Linked DNA regions of Mus musculus: regions 1, 3 and 4 are each linked to region 2. A link is a loop called in an ENCODE intact Hi-C map of the cell type or tissue named here. Cell type or tissue: heart. All regions are shown on one strand. Links, peaks and the distances in the headings refer to the core of each region. The heading gives the core; the rest is flanking DNA. Region 1 overlaps Nck2 (non-catalytic region of tyrosine kinase adaptor protein 2). Region 2 overlaps LOC115487086 (a long non-coding RNA gene). Region 3 has its middle 19 kb from the start of Nck2. Region 4 has its middle 32 kb from the start of Nck2.

Region 1 (5,983 bases), core at 263-5,262, 240 kb after region 2:
TGGAAAAATTCCATTGGTTATTAGCATTCTAAGTCTTTTTCCACTGAACTCTCTCCCTTGTGTATTTTTTTTCCTTGCTTGAGACAGTCACTGGAAAGAAATGCTGCTGTCCTATTCTTAGGACTCTTAGTTAAGTATGATAAATAAAGAAGATGTTGAATGGGCTGGTGCTTCAGTGTTGTTCTGAGAATATTTGATTTTCTAGCCTCCTCTTAACACGCCCTCTGTAGTAATGTTGAGCATTGTTGATATATTTTGCCTTAAAAAAAAAATCTTGAGAAGTCTATAAACCACAAAATGCACAGGACTTGGAGGTAGAATAAGTGAGCCCCCAAGCCCTCAAGGGCTGCAGTTGACTTTCTTAGAAGGAAAGATAAGGCCTCGGTTGGAGCTCCAGCCTTATCTTTGCCCAGTGTATTCAGATTTCCCTGAGTGCGATCAGTTCCTCTTGTTTCACAACCCTAGTTACAGAGCAAACCAGCACATCTTCACCCTGGTGCTGGGCCGGCTCCCCTGTCACTGACAGACCGCCATCTAGCCCTGCTGGAACACTTACACTGCTAGAAAGGGCCAATTCCATTTTTGGAGAATACAGATTGTTAGAAAGTGCTTCCTTAAATAGAATCGAAATTTTACATTTCTCCGACTTCCTCCCCTTGGCTCTGACTCTGCCCTCCAGGGCTATGCCAAGCAGAACAAATCTCTTCAGTGAGTGACAGCTCTTCTGTGAGCTTCTGTCTCAGCTTCAACACATCGTTCTTAGGAAACATTTGCATTAAGCATGAAAGATTGCAAAAATACAGATAAGCTATGTTTTAGATATCCATATTTATTAATAGGAGTTGATTTTCATAGCCAAGGGGCCTTGGGATTTAGGGAGAAGTAGCCTGATTAATTTTTTTCCACATTTTATGTGTGCATGCACATACAGAATGGGGTGTACATGTGCCACAACATGTATGTGTGGGCCGAAGACAGCCCATGGGCATCTGTTCTTTCTACCATGGAAGTCCCAGGGATTGAACTCATCAGATCTTCAGATTTGATGGCAAGCTTCCTTATCCATTAAGCTACTTCACTGTCTTGCTCTCCATTTTTAGTACTTTGTTGTTGTGGTCTGTTCATTTGTTTTTATTACCCGTCATGATCACCTTTGCCATTGGACAAAGAGAGACCTGGTTATCTTAAGTACAGGCTTCCTGTTGAGGCAGTACCTAGAAGAAGGGGAGGCATCTTTACCACGATCTCTATGTGCAAATCTCTATGTGCAATCTCTATGTGAAAGAAGCAATAGCTTCTTTCCTCTACAGCCTGTCTTTCCCCAGTTTGTAGGCCACAGAAAGTTGAGAGTTCTTTCTGTAATTCCTCCTGTCTCCCAGATATCCCTTTTAATATAAACCCCAGAGACTAAACGTAACCATTTGGGCTTTTCTGTGCCTATCCTTGGTCTGAATAATGCCAGGGAGACTTATTTTTTTTTAACAATGGTTTTGGCCTTATCTTAGGCTTAATCCTCAACTATCTTTTATATTAACCCATTTATTCTATTAAAAGGTCTGCAATGCTGCCGATACCCTCTCCGTTTCATACTTCCAACTTCCTCTGTGGCTTGGTGGTGAATCTTCTTGTGCCTGACTCTCTTCCAGAATTCCTTCTCAGTCAGTGTCCTACCTTCTAGTCTGCCTTTTGCTATAGGCCATAGGCATTGTCATTTAACCAATCAGAAAGTGCCTTAGGCAAGCAAGGAAGAACAGAGACACTTCTTGACATAGTATGTATAAACATTTTATCCCTACAACTGTTTATGGCTTCCTGTTTAGTTACAGACTCTGGTGTGTGCTCAGAGTTGAGTTTTAGATTGGAAAGTGTCTCTTCTGTGGGGAGGTATCAAAACAATACTGACTTACACTGCCTACCCATTCTTGTAACTGAGTGATGTCATTCATGTAGGCTTTATACGGCTGTGGGAATCCACCTGAATCTGAGGGCCATGGTAGAACCCCCATAGTTCATTCCCAGTTTGAAGTAAATCACATAGGCGTCACCAACAGAGCCACAGTGCTGTGAACTGAGTTTCTATCTGTGAGGAGAGGAGATGGTGGTGTGGTGGGCCTTACCTCTCCTCCGTTGGAAACTTATGTCTTGTGTTTTCTTAGAGCTGCTTGAAGGCAACAGTATATTTGACAAAAACATCTCTTCAAAGTATTAACATTCTTTTCTTTTAATAATTTGTAGTTGAGTAAAACAATCTTATCTTACATTTTCTTTCTTGAGGGCAAAACATTTATCCACTGGATCTCCTTTCATGCTCTGATCCTGATCATGAACAGTCAAGAAAAAATTTCCATGAAGAATAGGGATTGTCAAGAGCTGGTTCAGCAGGCAGTGTTCTGACATCTCTGAGCTCAGCAGTGAGTCAGCCCAGGCTACTTCTGGCCTTGACATTACAACTTGATCTGTATAACTGAATAGGCCAGATATCAGCCTTATGCTAAAATATTTTGAGATGGAGACCCCCTCCTCCCCAGAGATAACTTTCAAAGATTTCTCTGCAAGTGCCTCAAACACAATTTTTGTTACCATTCTGGTTTTAGCTAGAACCCACCACAGCCCCAAAGGAGTTGAACCATGCCTGAGTGACTACGAACAGTAGACAAGTTAAGCAGAAGCACTGTGGCCTCTGAAAGGATGAGAGGAAAGTGTGTGTGTGTGTGTGTGTGTGTGTGTGTGTGTATGTGTGTATGTATGTGAAGAAAGGCAGAGGTCATGAGTCAGACATACCCTGATCCAGACCAGGGTGGTACATGTTTTCTTTGCTTTTACCAAGTTCCCTCTGGCAGCCCTCAGGTCCTAGGATGCTTCCCTGTCAGGGGATCCAGCCTGGTATGGGAGCCCTCTGGCAGATAAGGACCAGAGCTGTGTGAATATTAAAGTAAGTTTTACAGTGAGTTCTTAGGGAATATTAAGGATTCAATGCCTCTCTTGTGGAGAGAAATTATACTTATCAGTGACTTTCATACTTCTGTCAGGTTTGGTTTTAAAGTTTGAGGGAACTAGTAAAGAAATTTCTTTATGTAAAAGTTAAATGTTTAGTTTAACACTTGGCATTCTTATAACTAATCCCACCAAGACAGAAAGGACTTGCCTTGTAAGCTGGTCTGGTCTTGGCCTTACCATGTATCCCAAATGACCTTGAATTCTCAGCAGCCCAGCAGTCCTTCTTACTCAGCTTTCTAAGTGCTGAGATTATGAACATTAGCCACATGTGGCATCTCACGTTTTCAACATTAGGACTACAGAGTCTTTCAGGGCACCATATGCAGACTTCATGTTTGGAGAAAAGTAAACTAGTTTGTGTACTGATTATCACACCTCTCTTTTGGCTGGAATGGTCCCCTGTGAGAACTGTAGGCCAGATCACAGGGCCAGGCAATTTCTTGCCTGTTAGTACCATTAGATTTTGCTTGTCTTCAAGCATACCTGTTTCCCACAAAGGATACTTAAAACTCCTTTAGTCATTTTAAGTTTTGTCAGTGAACTAGTAGTGGGTAGGAGCCAGGTGTCTGTCACAGAGTGCCAGGGCCACTAGCTGCCTGCAACACTTATCTGATGAGTGAACATGGAACAGCTTTCAAGTCTCACCGCACTCTACCCTTGCCAAATCAGCTTACCGCACATACATATTTCCTGTCAACAGTAAAGATGCCAGAATTCTGCCTAGAAAGGATTTGGGAGCTTCATAAAGCAGGAAGGGGCTCTTGAGCCAGTGGGCATGCTAATATGCTTTTTTGACTTAACATTGAAAGACATAGGTTGTTAAGCAAAATGTGTGTAGTCAGTTGGAAACAGAAAGGTAACACTACTCCTGCCCTAAGAGTGACCCTGTGTCCTCCCTAAGAACACCATATAGGAGAGCCAGAGTATACTTCAGCTCTGTCGGGTTTTGCCTACGTAGAGTTGACCATCTGGATTGATTGGCAAGCCTCTCTGTGCAGTAGATTGGAAGCTGTCTCTAAGTCAGCATTTATGGAATGTTGGAGAACAGTTTAGAAACAAAAATTTCTCATTCTACACATGAAAAACTAGGGCCTAATTAACCACAAATTGAGTGAGGTCCCAGGTTAGGTGATAATAATGAATAACTGTAAATTTCTCCAGTTTGATGAACACCCTTGTTTGTAGTACTGGGGTAATGGAATATGGTCTCAGCAGCTTTGTCTACAATGGCCCTTGGAAACAGGGTTCCTGTCACTTCCTGGGTATTCTTTAGAGACCTCCCTGGGCTAAAGAAAGGCATCTCATAGTCAAGAGGATGCAGTGACATGAACCCCCAGCTCTGTAAGAACATTTGCAGCAGCGTAGTGACTTCAGTTTAGAATTGACCTTTGAGAGACCAGACAATATCATGAGTATGTACTGTGAGTGAATTTAAGACCTGGGAAAACTGCAGGTGCCTGTGCATTCTTCTGACTTCTCACCAAAATGACGTCCTGCTTGATTTGCAATTTCCTGAAGTCAACCTCTCTAGGGTGAGAACAAGGAATGCCTGCTGCTTGCTTGCTGCATCTACCCAGTCTGGTTTTTAGTTCTCTCTCTCTCTCCCTCCCTCCCTCTCCCCCCTGCACTCCCCACCTCTCACTCTCATTATTACAAATGTGAGGGTGTGTCCGTGGTAGTCTTCCTGCTTCTAGCTCTCAGCTCCCATGGTTGTGAGGAGACTTATCAAGTTCTCATTTAGGCATCAGAACAATAACTGCTATTGTGGTTGTAAACATTCCCCCATGACTCCGAGCATGGTGGTAACTGAGTCTGGGAGAACCTGGGAGATGAATTCAGCAGCCTGGCTCTCATGGAAGTCAAGTGTGAGTGTGATGACTGTTGGGCATCCCTTCTAAGCCACTGTATTTCCTGCAAGTGACTTTGTGAAACAAAAACCTGGGGGGGGGAGGAGTAAAAGCAGTTTATAGTAAGGATGGCAGTGTAAACTGGATGCTTTCAGTAAGGATGACGTGATGAGATATGGTCAGATCAGACAGGGTGCCTGCTCAGATGTTACTTCATTCAGCTGTTTGAGGCTCACCTAATTGGAGTAAATGGTGGTTGTCTTCATCTAAGCCATAGCATTGTCTTTGCCTGGTCTAATGGATATTAGGACTGAATTGGGCAGCTTGGCAACCATCTCTGTTGAGTAGAAGGGAGATTCTAGAGCAGTGGTTTTCAACCTTTCTAATACTGCAACCCTCTAATAAAGTTTCTTCCGTTGTGGTGACCCCCAACTATTTCTCTACTGCTAAGTAGTGTAAATAGCTGATATGGGGATATCTGATACGGGACCCCTGTGAAAGGGTCGTTTAATCTCCAGAGGGGTCGTGATCCACAGGCTGAGACCCGCTTTTCTCAAGTCAAGTCTTAGAATACCAAGCACTTGCCACACAAATTTGAAGACCAGAATGGGTATCCTTAGTTAGTGCCCGCATAAAACAGCATATGGGCATGAGAGCCCACTTGTAATCCCAGCACCAAGGAGATAGAGATAAGGAACCCTTGGGGCAAGCTGGCCAGCTAGACTAGTCGAATTGATGAACTGTGGGTTTCGTGAGAGACCCTGGCACTAAGTATAGTGGAGAGTAATCAAGGAAAGCAGCGTCTTACTTCCACACATGTGCAAAAGAAATTTTACAAAAAAAATAAAATAAAATTAGAAGGGAATACCTCTGGCACGGGTTAAGTCTTGGGGTGGAGTTTTAGTACAAATGAGAGTCTGGCCATAGGGAACCTGAATAACAGCAGGGCTTGGGGTCTAGACATATGGGAGGACAAATAAGCCAAGGACTGGACTGAGTCAGACCAGGCACTGGCCTCTGTACAGTGCAGCCTGTACAGAGCCCCATGAAAGAAGGTTTAGAGGAGTCCCACTTTGCTGATAGAGGTTACGTTTATATGGATGGTAGATATCCTGACCCTAGTCTTCAGGCTAGGACAA
Region 2 (5,983 bases), core at 315-5,314:
GCTTCCTGGTCCTAGCATTCCCCTACTCTAGAGCATCAACCTGCCAGCAATAGTTACAGAGCAGATTACATAATCATTTACTTTTGGGGGGTTGTCTCTGGGCCTCCATTTTGGGCCATTTGGTGATGAATCATAGACCCTTGGGCATTCCGTATCAGCCATGTTTTAGCTGATGCAGATCAGACATCTATATCAGTTCTGTGTTATCTAAACATACTCTGGCCTTTATGCTGTTCAATCTCCTACACCGACTACCTCTCTCACCCTTGGGTCCTGTTGTCTCAACATTTATGAAATGCACCACGGTGCTGTTTCTTCCCTACCTCATTGTTCCGTGTTGGCCTGTGTTACTTCATCCTTTCTGAACACCACACTGAGCTGCTTGCTCTCTAGCTCTCTTTCTCCTTCCTTACAATGGAGCCTCCAAGGAACATCAGGAAGAAGTTAGCTATTGCCAAGCTCTGATCCAATGGCTTTATGCCTGAATCCTTCTCAAGATTCCTGTAACCACAGAAGAACACCTAATCACACACTGAGGCTCTCCCCCAGAATCTCTTCTCCACTTGCCCTGTTCATCAGGACCTAATCAGGCTCAAGGAGTCCCTGATTTCCCCACAGCCTTAGTTCCAGATCTCCCTTCCTTCTACCACGGAACTCACCCTGGTCTCTTCAAACTGTGTTTTCTGAAAGCTGTGTGATGATGTCCTTCCTGGTTTTCTAGTTTCCGTAAAGGGACTCATCTCTCTCCTTCCTGATCCTTCTGCCATGTCGTTCCTACCTTTGTTCTCTATATGGTACCACAATATCCCAAGCTATTGATTTTTTTTCTGTCCACCTCCAATGTTCTCCACTAGAATAAAGGTGGATCTGTGGAATACAGGTGGATGCAGGGCTAGGACTATCATCCAGCTGTGCTGTGGCTCCTGGAGCAGGGCTGGCCTGCCTCACAACACAGTAGGTATTCTGGGTACTTGTTGGATGAGTGAGTCTCTACTATCAGCAGTTGCTTTAACACAACGGTGTGTCTGCTGATTCAAAGCCCTGTTTCCACCATGGCAAGTTACACAGGGCATTTAGTTTACAGTTTCATCCCTTCCCAGGCTTACAGTTCAGTGATGTCAGGTGCATTCACACCATTTGCCCCAGGAACTTTTCGTTACCGGGAACCCTAATTCTGTCCTATTAAATGCCAGCTCCCGATTCACCCTCCCCCCAGTCCCTGGTAACCACTATTCTCATTTCTGTGAATATATCTCCGTCAAGCCCCTGTAACTAGAATATACAGTATTTTTCTTTGTATGCCTGGTTTATTTCACTTAACACATCACTCTCCAGGTTCATCTGTGTAACAGGTACCACCTTCCTCCTCTTTTAAGGCTGAATATTGATTGGTCCATGTCACGTTTAGTTCTTTCATATATCCACCCATCCATGGGTTGGGTTCATCCAGCTTTATGAGAGAATTTGGGATCAAGAAAGCTTGCAAAAATGTGAGATAAGGAGAAAGAACATATGCTGTTGGATGCCGTGTTGTTGATAGCTCTGGTTATCTAAGTGGCCAGCCTAGCAGGCTACTCCCAGAAGTCCTGAGTAGTGCCTTAAAGCAGAATTGGGCAGCCTGGGGGTGGCCTTGCAAGAACAGTGTTAACTGTTAGCTCTCCCTAGCTACTGCTGGGAAGGGCTGTCTGAAAAGGAAGGGAAACATTTGCTCCTGTGCTCTGGCTTGGGGCTGAGCATCCATAGTGGTACTGAAGACCTATCCTGTATGCTTCCTTCTTCTCTTCTCCCTCCCAAGCAGGGGCTCTCTCCTCCCCTCTCCACTTCTTTCCAAAGCTCCATGTCCCACCAAATCCAAGCTTGAAAGAACAGACAAGTTTTATTCTATTTTATTCGAACATGGAGGCCCCAGGAAGCAAAGCAAGGGCTGGTTATAGCTGGTATTTCCCGGGTGGCAAAAGGCAAGGTGGCACATTGCAGGTGTGACCTGAAGATGCTTAGGGAAGGTTCACTGGTGGAGACAGGGAGCTACATCGGAGATTTGGTGAAGGAGGAGGGAGCAGATGACAGTGCTGGAGGAACAGCTTAGGCAGAGTGGATTTTTTACAGAAGAGGTTGATTCAGGGCAGTGGCTGGAAATTATGGATGTGAACTTTCTGTTCAGACTAGTTAGTTCCTTTCTAACATCTCACCTAGACCATGCTTCTCAAAGCTAGGTCTGGGGGCTTGCCTGGCTTTGAACTATTACTGTGATAGCTCCTTTGGCTAAATGTGTGTAGACATGGTTCATCAGAACTGTCTACAAGGAGCCTTGTGTCTTAGACTACATGGCTACAACACCATCCACTGTTCCATGAAGGAAGGAGAGTGGTTCTGCAGCATATGCCCTGGAAGTACCTTAGGATCCAGACTCAGCATGGAACTGTAAGAACACCCGTACTTTAAAAACCACAAGCAGTAAGGGGTGGGAGTGTAACTCAGTGGTAGAGTGCTTGCCTAGTATGCACAAGACTCTGGATTCAAAAATTGCATAAACCAAGGATGGTGACGCATGCCTGTAATAGCAGGACTCATCCTACATCATCCTGACAGTGAAAGCCAGAGATTCAAAAGCTCAAGGGCATGCTCAACCATCTACTGAGGCCAATTGGGATCGATGAGACTTATGCTAACAACAACAACAACACAACAGGAAAATACACAAATTGGCCTCAGTAGTAAGGACATGTGCTATATCACATAACTGCCATCAGAGAGAGCTTAGCAAGACCACAGCTTAAAGATAGCCTCAGTGGCAGCGGTCCTTATAATTAAGAGCTAAGATACTTCCCCCAGCAGGTCAAGGTGAGTTTGCAGCCAGCTGAGTCAGAGGTGTACTGTGGCTCTATTTCTGGGACTAGTAACTGTGATGAGGGTTGTCTTAGTCTGGTTTTCTATTCCTGCACAAACATCATGACCAAGAAGCAAGTTGGGGGAGCAAAGGATTTATTCAGTTTACACTTCCATGTTGCTGTTCATCACCAAAGGAAGTCAGGACTGGGACTCAAGCAGGTCAGGAAGCAGGAGCTGATGCTGAGACCATGGAGGGATTTTCTTTACTGGCTTGCTTTCGCCTGGCTTGCTCAGCTTGCTATTTTAATAGACTACCAGCCCAGGGATGGCACCAACCACATTAGGCCCTCCTACCCTTGATCACTAATTGATAAAAATGCCTTACAGCCAGATCTCATGGAGGCATTTCCTCAAGGGAGTCTCCTTTCTCTGTGATAACTCCAGCTTGTGTCACAAGACCAGTCAGAACAGGGGTTTTGACAAAGAAACAGTCATGCTATTCAATGGGAGTGAAAGTGGAGAGGTGGTTGAGAGATTCAGGGAAGCCACAAGAAAGTAGATTTCTTTATCAATGGCAGAACCCCTTTCTACCACTAGAGGTCATGGAGCAGTAAGACTAGGAATAAGACGATTCTGCTGACAGAAGATTCTGTGGAACAGACAAAGACTGTGACTGTGTCGATAAATTGCAGACATAGATTAACAAGTTAATCAGCTTCTTAAGTCCGCTGATGATGTCATAGACATGCCATCCAAAGGGTTCAAGCTCCACTCTAATTTTACGTAGCTTTGACATCTATGTGCTCAAGTGCCCCTGACTCCAAACACTCTTTACTGGATGTAAAAGCCTCTCTGTTCTCTCACACACACACTTCATTGCCATAGTCTCACACTCAAGGGGGCTGTAGGCATTTGTTGAACTATTGAAGTAAGAAGATGACAAGGGGGTGAGCTGTATGGTGGATGATTCTAGATGGACATATGGCAAGGTATCAGTTAGCCACACCCTGATTTCCATAAACAAGTCACGAGAGAGCTCTTGGGCTCAAGGTGTAAGGTCAGGGCTATGTAAGGAGCAGAGGACAGGGAGGAAGAGAAACCATACAAGTGAGGGTGAGGGCCAAGGTTATGGGCACTTAGTCTTCTGGACAATAGGTTTTTGGTAGAGACGTTGGCATCCTAATGACTATGGTCTCTGACCTGGGGACAAGGATGAGAGACCACCGCTAAGAAGAGACTGTTCCAATAGAAAAGGACCTAGAATAGAGAATAGAAAAGTCTAAGGGCACTCCAAACTAAAACTGTTTCAGGTAAGAAGCTGAGGCCTCCTGGAAGTCATGTGGGGTATTCAGAGGCTGGACTAGGATGAGAGTGATTTCCTGGTGTAAGACTCAGAGTCTGGTCTGAGTGAGGATGCTGTAAGTGTGGTGAACTATTGGAACCAGGAGTAAGGATGCTGTAAGCATGGTGAACTACTGGAATCAGGGATGAGGATGCTGTAGGCATGGTGAACTACTGGAATCAGGGATGAGGATGCTGTAAGCATTAAGGACAAGCACAAGCCTAATGGCTACTCTCCAGTGGCTTCCAAACCCTTCTGGGTGTCCAAGTCTCCTGCTTTGTCTAAGCCTTCCTTCTCCTCTCAACAGATCACAACTGACACCTCCTCTTCCTGGCCTTGGCCTACTTTTTTTTTCCCAATGACATTTGAAGCCAGGTTTAATGCTAAGCAGTGCCCAAGTAAAAACACAGATAAGGGCAGGTGGCCTTCTTCCCTCAGAGACCCACAACTGCCTGTCGCTTCCTGTGGGGGAGGAGCTGAATGGTTGCAACTCCTTCAAGGATCACGCTTCTGGAACCCCACTGTATGACACTGTATGACGTCTATGGGCCGTGTCCCTCTCTGCTCAGGTATGGGCAGTTCAGGGGATCCCTTTGCTGTGCTTGAGCCCATCCTCATATCCATATGGTACCCTATGAAGGCTGCATTGGGGGCCAAACATACACGTTCTCACAAGGTGGGATTTGAATATAATCACCTTGATTATGTACAGGGAGTTCCTTTGGCAGATTTTGAGATTTACCTGTTGATGGGGGATACCTAAAATCTAGTCAGGAGAATTAAGTTTTGAGAAAGCGTATTCATATTTGAGGAGAGCTGTTTGGTCCATTGGTGAAAAGCCATCAAAGTATGTATAAATAGTCCACGCAAGCATCCACTGGGCAGCATAAAGGGGCCTACGGTGAATCCTGGGAAGCTCAGAGGTGATCGGGGTTAATGCACATCCCCCAGAAAACAGAAATTTTGTTTCCAGGATGAGCTGGCTAGAAGATGGAGCAAAGCTGGGAACAGAAATTGTACCTGTCTCTTGGGATGTCAGGCCCATGCCGGGCAGGATCTGATACCTTCAAACCCCTCATTATAACTGAACGGAAGAATATGGACGCGCTTTCTTGCTACCCAAGTTTTTCCTTCTGTTGCTGCAGTTGGCATTCTGTTAAGTCTCCATTGGAAGGCTCTCGGTGTAGTGATGAGAGTGTTTTCCAACGCTGTGATTTGCCTGGAAATGGAAAGAGGAAAAGCCTGGTAGAAAAGAAGTCCTGTGGGATCGCTCAGGATTTGCTTGTTCCTCTACTATGCTGCCTTTCAGTGATTGCCGAAGACTTCATTTTTACTTCCTACAAGTGGCAACTTTATCCACAAGTATGAAACATTGCACTCTTCCATCAAGAACATCCATCGCTTTTGTACACACACACACACACACACACACACACTCACACATATGCATGCATGAATACCCTACGCATGCATGCATACGTCCATCAGTCTCCCGAGAAAGATCAGCAGACAAGCAGCAGGCCCCCTCCAAGTGTGAGGACAGGGTTAAACCTGTCTGCAGATTTCTCAGCTCACTTTTACTTAGGGGCAAAGTCAGGCTCCAGCCCCAGAAATCATCCTCCCCCTCCTTTCCACCTCTTTCTTTCCCTAGGGTATAGTGGAGCCTGGAAGCCCAAGCCTGCCTCCTTGTGATTGGAGCATCAAACAGACAAAAAATGCTGAAGCTGATTGCTGCAGCCCAGTTGTGTCCACCAAGGAGATGGTACCTCGGAGAAGGAAAGGAGTCCTGAGAAATCTGTCCTCCTGGATGGG
Region 3 (5,983 bases), core at 526-5,525, 130 kb after region 2:
ATCCCTCTGTTTCGTTCAGGGTGTTTTCTTATTCTGCATAAGTAAAATCACCTGTCCAGGGATGGCACTGCCCTTAGTGGGTTGGGTCGCCATACAGCTGTTAGAAGAAAATTAAATGCCCCTCGGATACACCTATTAGCCAATCTAATAGACGTAGTCCCTCAGTTGAGGTTCTTTCTTCCCGCATGTGTCAAGTTGACAACTGAAGTTAAATAGGACACAATCACTATGAAGATTCGTTTTCAACGTGACCACTGTATATCGCCAAGCACAAAAGCTAATTATTTTAGGGAAATATAATAGAAGGGAAAGAATCCAGGATGGTAGTGATAGCCGAGCCAACCTGGGATCATTTCTTTTAAAAATGTTTAGTGTAAAGCTTATAAACATTTAATTTAAAAATCAAATTGATGTAGTCAATTCCTTACAAGGTGAGACTTGGGAAATGTTGTTTTTCCAACTAGTGGTAGTGTTTTCGGCTGAAAGGAACCATCCACATTTGGTTGAATGTCTCAAGAGATCCTAATCCATATCTTTGGTCCATTCCAGTTTTAGATTCTATTGCTTGATATGAGTCAAAAGATATCTTTGTTGACTTTCCTTGTATGCTACACAAAAAGCTGTAAATTTTGTCTTTTAAAACAGTGCTGTGTATATCCTAACATTTCTAGGAGAGGCCAAAGCGGAATAAAGTTTTACAGGGTTTAAAACCCTCCTGTAGCCGAGCGTGGTGGCACACACCTTTAATCCCAGCACTCGGGAGGCAGAGGCAGCAGGTGGATTTCTGAGTTCGAGGCCAGCCTGGTCTACAAAGTGAGTTCCAGGACAGCCAGGGCTATACAGAGAAACCCTGTCTCTCAACAACAACAACAACAAAAACCCTCCTGTGTGGCTAGCTGTGGGACACACATTTAATGGTAGCACTCAAGAGGCAGATTTCTGTGAATTTGAGGCCGATCTGGTCTACCTAGACCCGTGGTTCTCAACCGTCCTAATGCTGTGACCCTTTAAGTTCCTCATGTTGCAGTAATCCCAGACCATTTTTGTTTCCTATTTCATAATTAGCATTTGCTACTATTATGAATCATAATGTAAATATATGTGTTTTCTCATTGTGTTAGGTGACCCCTGTGAAAGGGTTATGGGTCAATTGCCAAAAGGATTTTGACTCACAGGTTGAGAACCACTGACCTAGACAGTTCTAATCTAGCAAGAACTCTTTAGTAAGACCCTGTCTCAAATAAAACAAAACAAACAAGAAAACCCAAACAAACGAACAGCATAAAAAACATTCTGTGAGTGGGCTAAGTTCTTTCTGCAGGCTTGAGAGGAGAGGTCATTCCTGATTTTTCAGACACTTTCCCCAGCATCCCTTAGTCCCTGGTCACTTCTTCCACCTTCAAGCCAGTTGGCCACCCCAGCCCTACTCTTGGCTTCCTTCAGTCTCTAAGGGTCTCATGCCTTCTCTTCTGCCTGGGTTCAAATTCCCCTCCTTTAAAGACACATGTGATCATACTTAGGGGTCATTTGGGCAGTCCAAGATAATGTCCATCTCTAGACCCTAAATCATATGTACTTATTTGTTCTCCATGAAGTAAGAGTCACAGGTTCTAGGCAGGGGTCAGGTTGTCCATGTCCCCCATCTTATCATCCTGCTCTTCTCTGTTGTTTTATTGTGGATGTGATGTGACCAGCTACTTAAACCCTTTCTCCCTTAAGTTGTTTCTGTCAGGACATTTTATAATAGCAACGGAATAGAAACTAAGACATTTGTCTCCTTGCTAGGAACAGGAAGCTATTCTAGAAAATTCTAGATACATTGGAATTGCCCAGAATTCCCTCCAACTTCTTCATTTTGTCCTGTGTGTTATTCTTTTACTCTCCTTCCCACGTGTTATGAATATGGGATGTTCTGTCTTCCAGAAGTTGGAGCAGAAGGGAAGGGAAGGAATGGGGATTTTGGTTAGCACCTGTGGGAAGATTGTCCTCATCACACTGAGTGGAGAATTTAGTAAAAGAGGCATTAGCTACAAATACATCATATACTGCAGTTCAGGAATGAGTTTGATCATCAGAAAACAACACGAACTTAATTTTCTATTTTGTCAGTACTAACAGAACTTCTGTCTATCACACTGACTTAAGGGGAGTATAGCTCAATAAGTAAAAATAATGCTTGTTGTATTTTGTGGTTGAAAAACAGAGCCAGGTTTCGCCTTCATTCTGCCTCTGATCTGTCCTTGAGATCGGATCTTCCAGACGACATTCGAAGTGGAGTGATTCATTCCAGGAGTTAATAGTGGGAGACTAGGAGACTAGGTGTTGCCTATGTCCGGAAACAACTGAGAAGTCAGGAAAAATACATGTGTAAGGAGCTGCTAGGAAAGGAAATCTCACATCTCTTGGCTTTGAGGGTCTGACTTCCGATCCACTGTTAACTGTTTGCAGGATAAACTTCTATTTACTGTCTTTCAGAAGGCATCCTGTGCTGGGTCGAGGGTGATTTCTAAAGCCTGGGAGGGACTACTCAGATGGAAGGGAAGGACCCAGTATCTTACTCTGATCTTCAGCCTTGGGTTTAGGGTAATAGAAGCTTGTGCACTTGAGCTAAGAATAGCCTTGCTTTTTTACTTAATGCGCACAGCCTCAAAATAGCTTGGCAGAACTCCCCATTGGCATCCATGTGAAGAGAGACAGCAGCTCCAATCTCACTGAGAGTCGATTGCTCCTGCCACTCAGTCACCAAATTCTACTCAGGTCTCAGGAGAGCTGGCTGAAATCCCAATTTAACTTTGTTTGTGGGGGGAGAGGGGAGTGGGGCTTTCATTTGTAATGAGTCTGAAGCACATATATATTTCAAGTGATAATGTTCATTATCCCGGTGTGGGTGATTCTTAAAAGCCTCCCCCTCCGCTCTCCCCAGAATTGTGACTGTTATTTCCTTCTGTGCATTCTGCACACTGGGACCTAGTCACACACGAGATTCACTTTTTCATGGCAATGAACATTTTGACACATGTATATCCAGTGCTTGGTTTGACTCCAACAAGCAGCTGTTGTTTTAATTAGCAGCGATGGCTGACAGGTGATCAAGCTTCACCCAAGTGGCTTTTCTTGAAGCTGTTGCTTTTAGGTAAAGTGGAGACTTGGACGTTCCAGAGATCTGGTGGGCAGTTCAGTAGCCACTGAGGGGACAGGCCTGAAAGCCAAGGCATAGCATTAGTCATCTTGAAAACAACCTAGGCAGTGAGGTCAGTGGGGGAAAGACCCAGTGAAAGATGACCTGCTATAGCTAACTTCAGTCCAGGGAAGACACTCTCTTGCCCTTTCAAGATCGTTTTCTATGCAGTGTGACCTGGTAAGGAACTGACAGCCAAGAGCAAGGACTGATTATAGAGGAGTTCAGCACCTCTTGTATATTACACTGAGTAAACGGGGCTCATCATTTCCAGGAATGGTGAGGCATGCTAACATCCTCCCCCTCTGCCCCCAGAAAGCACCAGACCATCCATCAACTGCCGACTTGAATGGCTACAAAATGCCAGCAAGACATTTCCTCTTCTCATTTTGATAATAGGTGAGATCTATCATCCGCTCTTGCATTTTAATCTGTTTTCTGTTGTAGACATTTATTTATCTAGTGATCTGGAGAATAAGAGATCTAGCAGTAGCTCAGGACCTAGTGAGGAACCACTGCTGGGTCATGGCATAGCAGAGAAGACAGAGTATGCCTTCCAGGAAGAGCTACTGTAATTATCTTCATAATCCATCTATCCATCCATCCATCAGGGCTGAATCCATGCACTAGTGCAGAGCCCTCCTGGCCCAGTCTTCTCCCAAAGGCCCTGTATGCTTGCATCTCTTAACACCATCAGCATGAATCTGGGAAGGAATTTACAAACTACAGCAGCCTACTGTTTGAGTCAATGTTTTGCTATCTGCTGGATCGGATAGGAAGTTGTATAGATCAGGAAACTTTGGATTACAGAGCCATGAGTAGTCTTTATAATGATCTCCAGTAAGTGGTTTCCCAGATGATATCAGTGACCCACATCCTCCAGGGTCAAGGCCTCTTACTTGATATCCTTCCCCTCACCAGGAGTTAGACATTATAACTTGTATCTCGCAAATATGGGAAAGGTAAATTATAGAAAATGTGTGGTTTCGTCTGAAATCATTTAACTTACCCTTCCTTTCATTGAACGAAACTCAGCTGCCATCTTAACCTGACCCATGTAAAGGAACACTTAAGAAGAACACAGATTAACACTTGCATGACAGGCTTTTCCAGAGAAGATGCAACCTCCATCCTGCCATGACAATGTATGAATACCACTAAAGTCCAATTTAGTGAACCAGTGTAACCAAATTGAAGCTTTGAGGCTACTTATAGGAGTATGTATGGTTGAGTGGCTACTTACAGGAGCATAAATGATTCAAAGATAGCTACATCACCAAAACCCACCCCAGCATGAGTGACAGCTCACAAAGGCTTGGAAAGCTGGAGCACATTGCACAGCCTGCAGGCAGCTTTGCAGGTTGAAGAGCGTCCTTTCCTCATGGCTCAGCTCATTTTTGCCTCTTCCAGGCATCTGGGCTTGTCTGAGAATCTTTGAATCTTGTCTTGTCTGAGAGTGACCTCAGAGGTCTTTAGTGTTTATTCTTGGAGAGGGAGGGGCCTAATGAATTTGGTTAGTTGTAGGGACTTCCTAAAACTATTGAGTTGTTTGCTTCCTGTCTCAAAGAGCTTTTCTAGAGGGTGAAATGTTTCAACATGAAAGGAAACAGTTAAACAATAGTAACCTGTAACCAACTGCTAATCATCAGCTCACCTGCCCAAGTGAGCTCAAGTTCAAGCTCAGCACAGAGCTGGTCTCAAAGACCTATGTGGGTCTTTGGTGACAGCCATTTCCTTCACCATGAAGCCATGAGCACAGATACATACTCATGGAGATTTACATTCATACGCAAGACTGTGCTTGGCATTATGGCTCATAGAAATGGAAAGGTAATGCGTATATCTTGTTTTCAGAATGAAGTTCTGGTGTCATTAGTTACATAGCAATTTGTGCGAATGTGAGGGTATAATATCATGATCAGGAATATAGAAAATGTAAAGTGTATGAAATAAGGATTCTTCAGAACCTTTTTATTTTGCAGATACTTTCATATAGCACCAGAAGACCAAAATATTATTCTAACCAGTAATAATAAATAATTCGTCACTAAAAAGAATTTTTGGTGGATGTTCTAATTAGCTTTAACTTTCAACTAGACACATTAAAAATATTGGAGAAAAGATTTTTCGATTGATGGAAATTTTTACTATGTATTCCAGGATGGCCCTGAATTTGCTCCATGGTTCACTCTGGCCTCAAACTCCTAATCCTCCTGCCTCAGACTCTTCTGTGCTGAGACTGCAAGTATGTACCACCGTACTAGACTAACTCAGAAACTTGATAGAAAAAGAGTAAAGCACATTTTATTTAACAATATCTTCATAATGAAGTTGTGCCTTACCGGATGACTGCCAAATACCTTAGCTTTAATTACCACTGGGAAGAAGATACTTTCCAAATATGTCTTTGAACAATATGAAATATAAGAGCCGATTAGTTTTTAATAGTCAGATAGTGGAATCCGCAGTGTATGGCCAGAGCATATGACATTTTGAAAGTCTGATTTCCTTGGCTTTGCATGTTGACACCAGAGCTTCTGTTCCATAGCTGACATTTCATCTGTAGCTTTAATCCGAGTAACACAGGAACTTTACATTGGCAAGCTTAGTTCTTTAAAACTGTCTCTAAGACATGAAAACTTGTGTAGCCTTGCTGCGTTTATGAGTTTTTCTAAAAATTATTCTAGCACACAGTAATCATTTCATCTCGTCTGAAATAGAGATGTGGATTGTGCCCTCAGTGTAACCTCCTTCAGCATTGAAAGTACAGTCCGTAATTCACGTTTACTGTGAACAGCTGAAGCC
Region 4 (5,983 bases), core at 405-5,404, 110 kb after region 2:
GAGGCTCCTTGAGAGAATAATATATGTTACTTGTTTTATTTAGTATTGTAGTTATTATTAAGGCAGTATTTAATGCAATTCCGGTTGTTTCTTTGAAAGCATTTCTGTTAACATGCATTACCTCGAGATGTTGGGGAGATGTTGTGCGTGTTGCTTGTTCATTCCACAGATAAGTAAGCACAATGAGCAGACCCTCAGCCATCAGCTCCGCCTGCCCCAGCTCTGCCCGGTGTGGAAGAAGCAAGTGTCCTAAGCACCTAACTCTAGTTTTGTTACAAGTATAACTTAGGAGAAAAAATTGGTAGAAATAATACAGTATGTTGCTAATTTGTAACCTACTTCTAAACTCTGACTCATAGCCTCCTCACATACAGTATTCAGGGCACAGAAATCTTTTGATTGACTCAAGTAAGTTTTGGCTTCCATGTAACTTGCAAGTTAAAGTTAATTTTTCCAGCTCTTCTTTATCTCTGTACTCTCTTAGTATCAGAATTTCTTATGTTCTTTCTTTTAGGAATTTGAGAGCACTGTGTTTGGGAGAAGTTAGGAAACATAAGGAATGAATGAAGCAGTTGAACTTGGAGATACTGTAGGTGATAATACTGGATCTAATCTTTCAGACTTAATTAGTTTTCTAGGCCTTGTAAACCTCTTAGATCTGTGTAATAATTTAATTGTATAACCCTGATTTGTTCCTTTAAAGCCTATACTAGTCTGTCTGCCTTTTAACCTTGTTGCAATAATGTTGCCGAAATATTAACAAATTTGTAAAACTTTTCTTAAATAAATAAAAAATATATAATGAATCCATGTATAAGGGAGTTTCACTTAAAATACTAGACTTTCCATATAAGACCCCTCTCCCTTTTCAGGCTGCATCTTTCATTGTGTGGATGTGCCATGGTTTTTTATTCCTTTTTCACCTGTGTATCTGTCTCTGAACATTGGTGTCTTTAGTTAGGGCTTCGACTGCTGTAATGAAACATCATAAACCTGGGGAGAACAGGGTTTATTTGGCCTATGCTTCCACATCATAGTTCATCCTCAGAGGAAGTCCAGACAGGAACTCAAGCAGGGCAGGAACCTGGAGGCAGGAGTTAGTGCAGAGACCATGGAGTGGTGCTGCTTGCTGGCTTGTTCCCCATGGCTTGATCAGCTTGTTTTCTTAGAGAAACCAGGACCACCAGAAATGACTCCACCCCCAGTGGTCTAGAGCCTCCTCTATCAATCACTAATTAAGAAAATGCCCTACTGGCTTGCCTGCAGACTAGTCTTACAGAGGAACTTTCTCATTCTTGGTTCTCTCCTCTCTGATGACTTTAGCTTGTGTCAAGTTGACATAAACTATCCAACACACTTGGGATATTTCCATTCTCTGGCTATTAAGAAGACAGCTTATAGTGTCAGGAGAGGCTTGAGAAGGGATAGGTAAGAATTTTAATATCTACAAAGCTCCTTGGAGTAATTGGTGTTTAACCAATGGGACATGAAAATGGCATTGCTCCCAGGTCTATGAAGAAGGGATGCAGGCACATTCCTGAGCATCTGTTCTTAGTCACTATTTGACTCATTCCTTGCGTATTCCCTACTTCTTTAAAAGTTACCATAGAAAAGGCTTATCTGGAGAAGGATTCAAGGCACTTTTGCCCCTGGTTCTTCTCTGTGGCTTTGTGCAATGTGAACAGAGACCGGATTCTGTTGAAAACAAATTACAGAGGCATCAATGTCTGCTACAAGACACTGAACTTCTAGACAGCATTCAGTAGTGATATATTTAATTCCAAGTCATCTGTGTGCTTAGTGCCCTGATCTCAGGCCAAATGCCATTGTGGTTTGGATGGATATTCTCTTTGAAAAGGCATCATCAATATAGAATTGCAGACTTCCACACTGTGGTCTTGTCAAACGGCAATTTGTGGCAAAAATCAGCATCCAAATCTTCCTAAAGAAGCTTCTTGCTTTTTGAGATATGGATTATTCTCAGAAAACTGGCTCTTCAGAGGAGCTCAACATTATTATTTAATCAAGGCCCATGCTCGTGCTGAGACCAAGGTTTGGGACAGCAGAACTCCACTGACTCAACTCTAGACAACATTCACTGTTTTTGCAGTTACTCCAAAAAATGTTGCTGAAGAGTATTTTGTCATTGCTGCTGTCTATCTTATAGGTTAGTGAACTGAAGTTTTTAGAGAGTACAAAAATCCTTCCCAGTCCACACAACTGCTAACTGTCAGAGTTGAAATCTAGCCCAGGAGTGTCTTCTGGATCCAATCTCCTTTCCACCCTAATCTACTTCTGGGCTTATAAAAAAAGCAAGAAGAATTCAATCTTTCCTTTTCAAAATGGTTTTTTGAAACAGGGTTTCTGAGTATAGCCTCAACTGTCCTGGAACTTGCTCTATAGGCCAAACTCAAAGATTTGCCTGTCTCTGCCTAAGTGTTGGAATTAAAGGCACGTGCCACCACTGCATGGAGAATTCAATTTTCTGGTCGTCTTTGACTTGTGACCATGAACCAGCATTTCCACCATTGCTTGCAACTGAAAGATATGCAAATTCTTGAGAACCACATCAGGGCTTTGACTCATAGGCCCTGAGGTGTGGACTGAGTATCTGTCTCTAATACGTTTCCCCTGAAAGTCCCATGTCCACTTAAAGTGAGAGATCTGGGTGGATAAGTCTATGTTGCTGTGAGCAGGAGATACCAATTGTTGCACTGTTTTCAGGTTACAGATGGGGACAGTTTGGCAACCTGAACCCTCATGCTATAATAGGTGAATCCCTCAAGGACTAAATACTCCTGGTGTAGCAGGAACACTAAAAAAGCTAAACACCAGCACCGTAAGCCAATGTGAATCAGGTGGTGTCCTCATTTCCAAAAGTTTTGGCTGCTTCCAAACTGCATTGTGATTTTCACAAAGGCAACAGAGTTAACTCTGATCTCAGTTTTAATCTAGACAAATAACCTCCTACTCCTTCCCTAGTGGGTTGTCACTTCCTGCAGCAGATGACCTCAGAACTATGGCATTTGTTGGATGGGGGCTCTCTTCCATCTCTAAGGAAGCCCACAGTCTTTTCCTGTGCTGACCCAGGTTGGAGTCTCTAGACAAAGCTCCGTGCCTAGAGCTTCAGCAGATAGATCCGTGTGCAAAGGAAACAATGATCAGTGACTCCTGGCATAGACATCAGATCCATGGTATTTGCTCACAGTCTCTTGAGCACGAGAAACAATCAGACAGAGGACTTCAAATATTTGAACACGACTCAGTGGCAATTTTCAGTGGGTCAGATGTCAGTAGTAGTTGAAAAAAAAAATCTGGGGCTGTGACATTTCAAAGCCTTGCAGGTCTCGCTGAAGTCCTCAAGGAAGAGCACTGCAACTTAACATCTTCCAGAAGAAAGTGCTGGCTTTGACATGCCCACTCTTCAGCAGAATGACTCAGGGTGTTGTTGACTTTCCCGGGCTACTGGTGCCACCATGACAAGATATGACTAAACAAGGTGGTTGGCAGAGAGCATAGCAATGGAATTAAGGCTAGTATCTCCTTGGGTCACTATAGAGGCAAAGGAGTACAGCAGAGTAGAGAAGAGCTCTTCTGCGCACGAGCATGAGCAAACACACACACACACACACACACACACACACACACACACACACACACACAGAGAGAGAGAGAGAGAGAGAGAGAGAGAGAGAGAGAGAGAGAGAGAGAGAGAGAGACTGTTCTGATGGTCTGGCTGTTCCCATCATTTCCAGGAATGCTTAGTGTCTTCCATGCTAGATATTTACTAATGTCACTATGAATATGATTATCACACCAGAAAAACAATGATAGATGTGCTTAAGTCACAGTGAGCTAAGACATTTGCCTGGGCTTTCTCTGCAGGGGTGAGTCAGCTGTAGCTACTTGTTTCAGTTAGATTGGGGTGCCTGTTGATAGGGGCACTCTCAGCCCCAGAGAGAAAGTGCTCTGAGCAGATAAACCCTGTGGAAAAGCAGGCTCAGGCAGCTGAGGCTCAGACCTCTCCTAGCTCCTGACTGACTTGCCTCCAGTATGATAACTTCTCCTCTGTGTCTTTTGCTTTTGTCAGTAGAAGGGGGTGACTCCTGCTTTCCCCACATCCTAAGACTGTTGTGTAAATACACACTGTGTGCAGAATAAGTCTCTGTAACTTTTAACTATTGTCACATAAATATTGGGAGAACCAGGGCCAAAGCATATTTGATAAATGATGTGTTACAATCCATTTCCATGCAGGTGCTTATATCTATAATACTTTACTTTCATCAATAACAATTTATTGGAAACAAAGGATGTAATCTGTCCTCTATCATACAACACACACACACACACCCCCCAAATGTCAAAAGGAAGAGAGACACAGAGAGGAGAAAAATATATGGTTTTTATTCTCTGGTTTTATAAATACTGAAATATGAACCTTTAAAAAAAAGGTACTACCCACATTTGCCAGGAAATATGTCCCTTATTGGGTCATCAGAACTTCCACTGACAACTATGTAATAAGAAAAGAGGACATAGCATTTGGAAGGTCCTAAGCAATGTGAGCACATGTTATCCAAGTATAAGACATCATGTTATTTAGGGAAACAGGAGATGGAACTGCCTATAGTCTGAATGTATGCTCAAATCTGACAGGCTGGAACCTTAACTCCACATACATCAGTGTAGAGGAGAGGTGGGAACTGGTGGGAGGTGTTTGGGTCATGGGTACCAGTTTTCTTGGATGGATACCAATGTCTGCTTTTTAAGCATGAACTCTCATTCTCAAAGACTGGATTTGTTCCTGTAAGATGGAGTTGTTATAAAACAATTCTCTCTCTCTCTCTCTCTCTCTCTCTCTTTCTCTCTCCAAACACACACACACACACATACACACACACACACACACACACACACACACACACACACACACTTACCTTCTGCTTTCTTTCAGGAATCTACACATCATGAGGTCTTTACCAGAAACCAAGTATCTGCTACTGCCATGTTTGTGAGCATCCCAGCTTCTGAAGCAAGACTTAAAATAAATCTCTTTTTTAAAAAAATCAGTTACCTGGTCTTTGGTATCTTGTCATAGAAATAAAAACAGTTTATTTCATTCTAGATGAATTATAGGGAGGTTAAATGGGAGCAATGGTGGGAGGTAGGTCTCTTGGATGAGAGCACTACCCACTCTCCTGGCCCACTGAATGTCATAGATACAGCATCCAGGGTGGACACACTCTGGAGAACCTTTGAGATTTGAAAATGCAGTGGCAGTGAGGGATATGACACAACATCAACTCGTCAATAGCAAGATAGCCCTTCAAAAGTCAAAGGTCCACCATGGGCCAGGCATGGTGGTACAGGCCTATAATCCCTGCACTCAGGAGACTAAGGCAGAAGGATCACTAATCAGACACCAGCTTGTTATATACACGACCTTATATCAGGCCAAAACCCAAACAAAACATGCCAGCATTACAGTCATGCCTTCTTGCTAGAGTCTCTATGCTCCTGGCTTCAGCATGGCCACTGAGAGGCCTAGCACGTGTGTTGAGCATCACATGTCCTTTCATCTGGTGACAATTACATCCTTCCAGTTGCTTATGCTAAGATCTGGGATTTCTCCTGTTTCCTCACATATCTCCCTGTGAAAGTCTGTAGCTCTGTGCCAAAAGAGACTCCGAATCCACTCACTTCTTCTTACCCTGAATCCTGGAAGTGACCTATGCCTTTCCTCCCTTTGTTCCACTCATCCCAGGACAGGAACTCTTCCAAATGCCATGCCAGAGCCACTCTCCTCTGACCCACACTACTGCTCCATTCTCCCACATTAGAGCTATGCTCCTGCTGCATGATCTAGCCCTTCAACAAAGTAGGGCAATCCCATTTGGAGCTGCATCTGTCTTTGAGCCTGGATGCTTTCCCCTCAAATAAGCATTTAGACAACTCCATGCTTATGTCCATGGGTTTGTGC

What was found. Peaks named below come from ENCODE experiments on the same cell type or tissue, not always from the same donor. Only the 100,000 strongest peaks of a DNase experiment are listed, where the experiment ranks them.
Region 1: it touches region 2 in a loop (3-fold over the local background); 7 of 42 quality-filtered maps call a loop at or near these places.
Region 3: a loop joins it to region 2, with 2.2 times the contacts of the local background. A loop is called at or near these places in 5 of 42 quality-filtered maps.
Region 4: a loop joins it to region 2, with 2.3 times the contacts of the local background. A loop is called at or near these places in 5 of 42 quality-filtered maps.

The regions. Positions count from the first base shown.
Region 1 is chr1:43,535,269-43,541,251 of GRCm38, forward strand. The region is part of intron 3 of Nck2 (non-catalytic region of tyrosine kinase adaptor protein 2); the gene reads left to right. Among named protein-coding and RNA genes, the nearest start is that of Nck2, 93 kb to the left of the region's middle. In heart, for the core only: no CTCF peak of the experiment used is centred there; no DNase peak of the experiment used is centred there; H3K27ac peaks cover 1,773 bases.
Region 2 is chr1:43,296,223-43,302,205 of GRCm38, forward strand. LOC115487086 (a long non-coding RNA gene) reads right to left here. Exons shown (of 3, transcript XR_003947810.1): 2 at 5,192-5,390; 3 at 363-501. Among named protein-coding and RNA genes, the nearest start is that of Gm29040, 38 kb to the left of the region's middle. In heart, for the core only: a CTCF peak has its summit at 3,420 (motif pointing right); no DNase peak of the experiment used is centred there.
Region 3 is chr1:43,424,130-43,430,112 of GRCm38, forward strand. No RefSeq gene overlaps it. Among named protein-coding and RNA genes, the nearest start is that of Nck2, 19 kb to the right of the region's middle. In heart, for the core only: no CTCF peak of the experiment used is centred there; a DNase peak (open chromatin) is centred at 2,642; H3K4me3 peaks cover 296 bases; H3K27ac peaks cover 1,343 bases.
Region 4 is chr1:43,410,480-43,416,462 of GRCm38, forward strand. No RefSeq gene overlaps it. Among named protein-coding and RNA genes, the nearest start is that of Nck2, 32 kb to the right of the region's middle. In heart, for the core only: no CTCF peak of the experiment used is centred there; a DNase peak (open chromatin) is centred at 3,032; H3K27ac peaks cover 1,013 bases.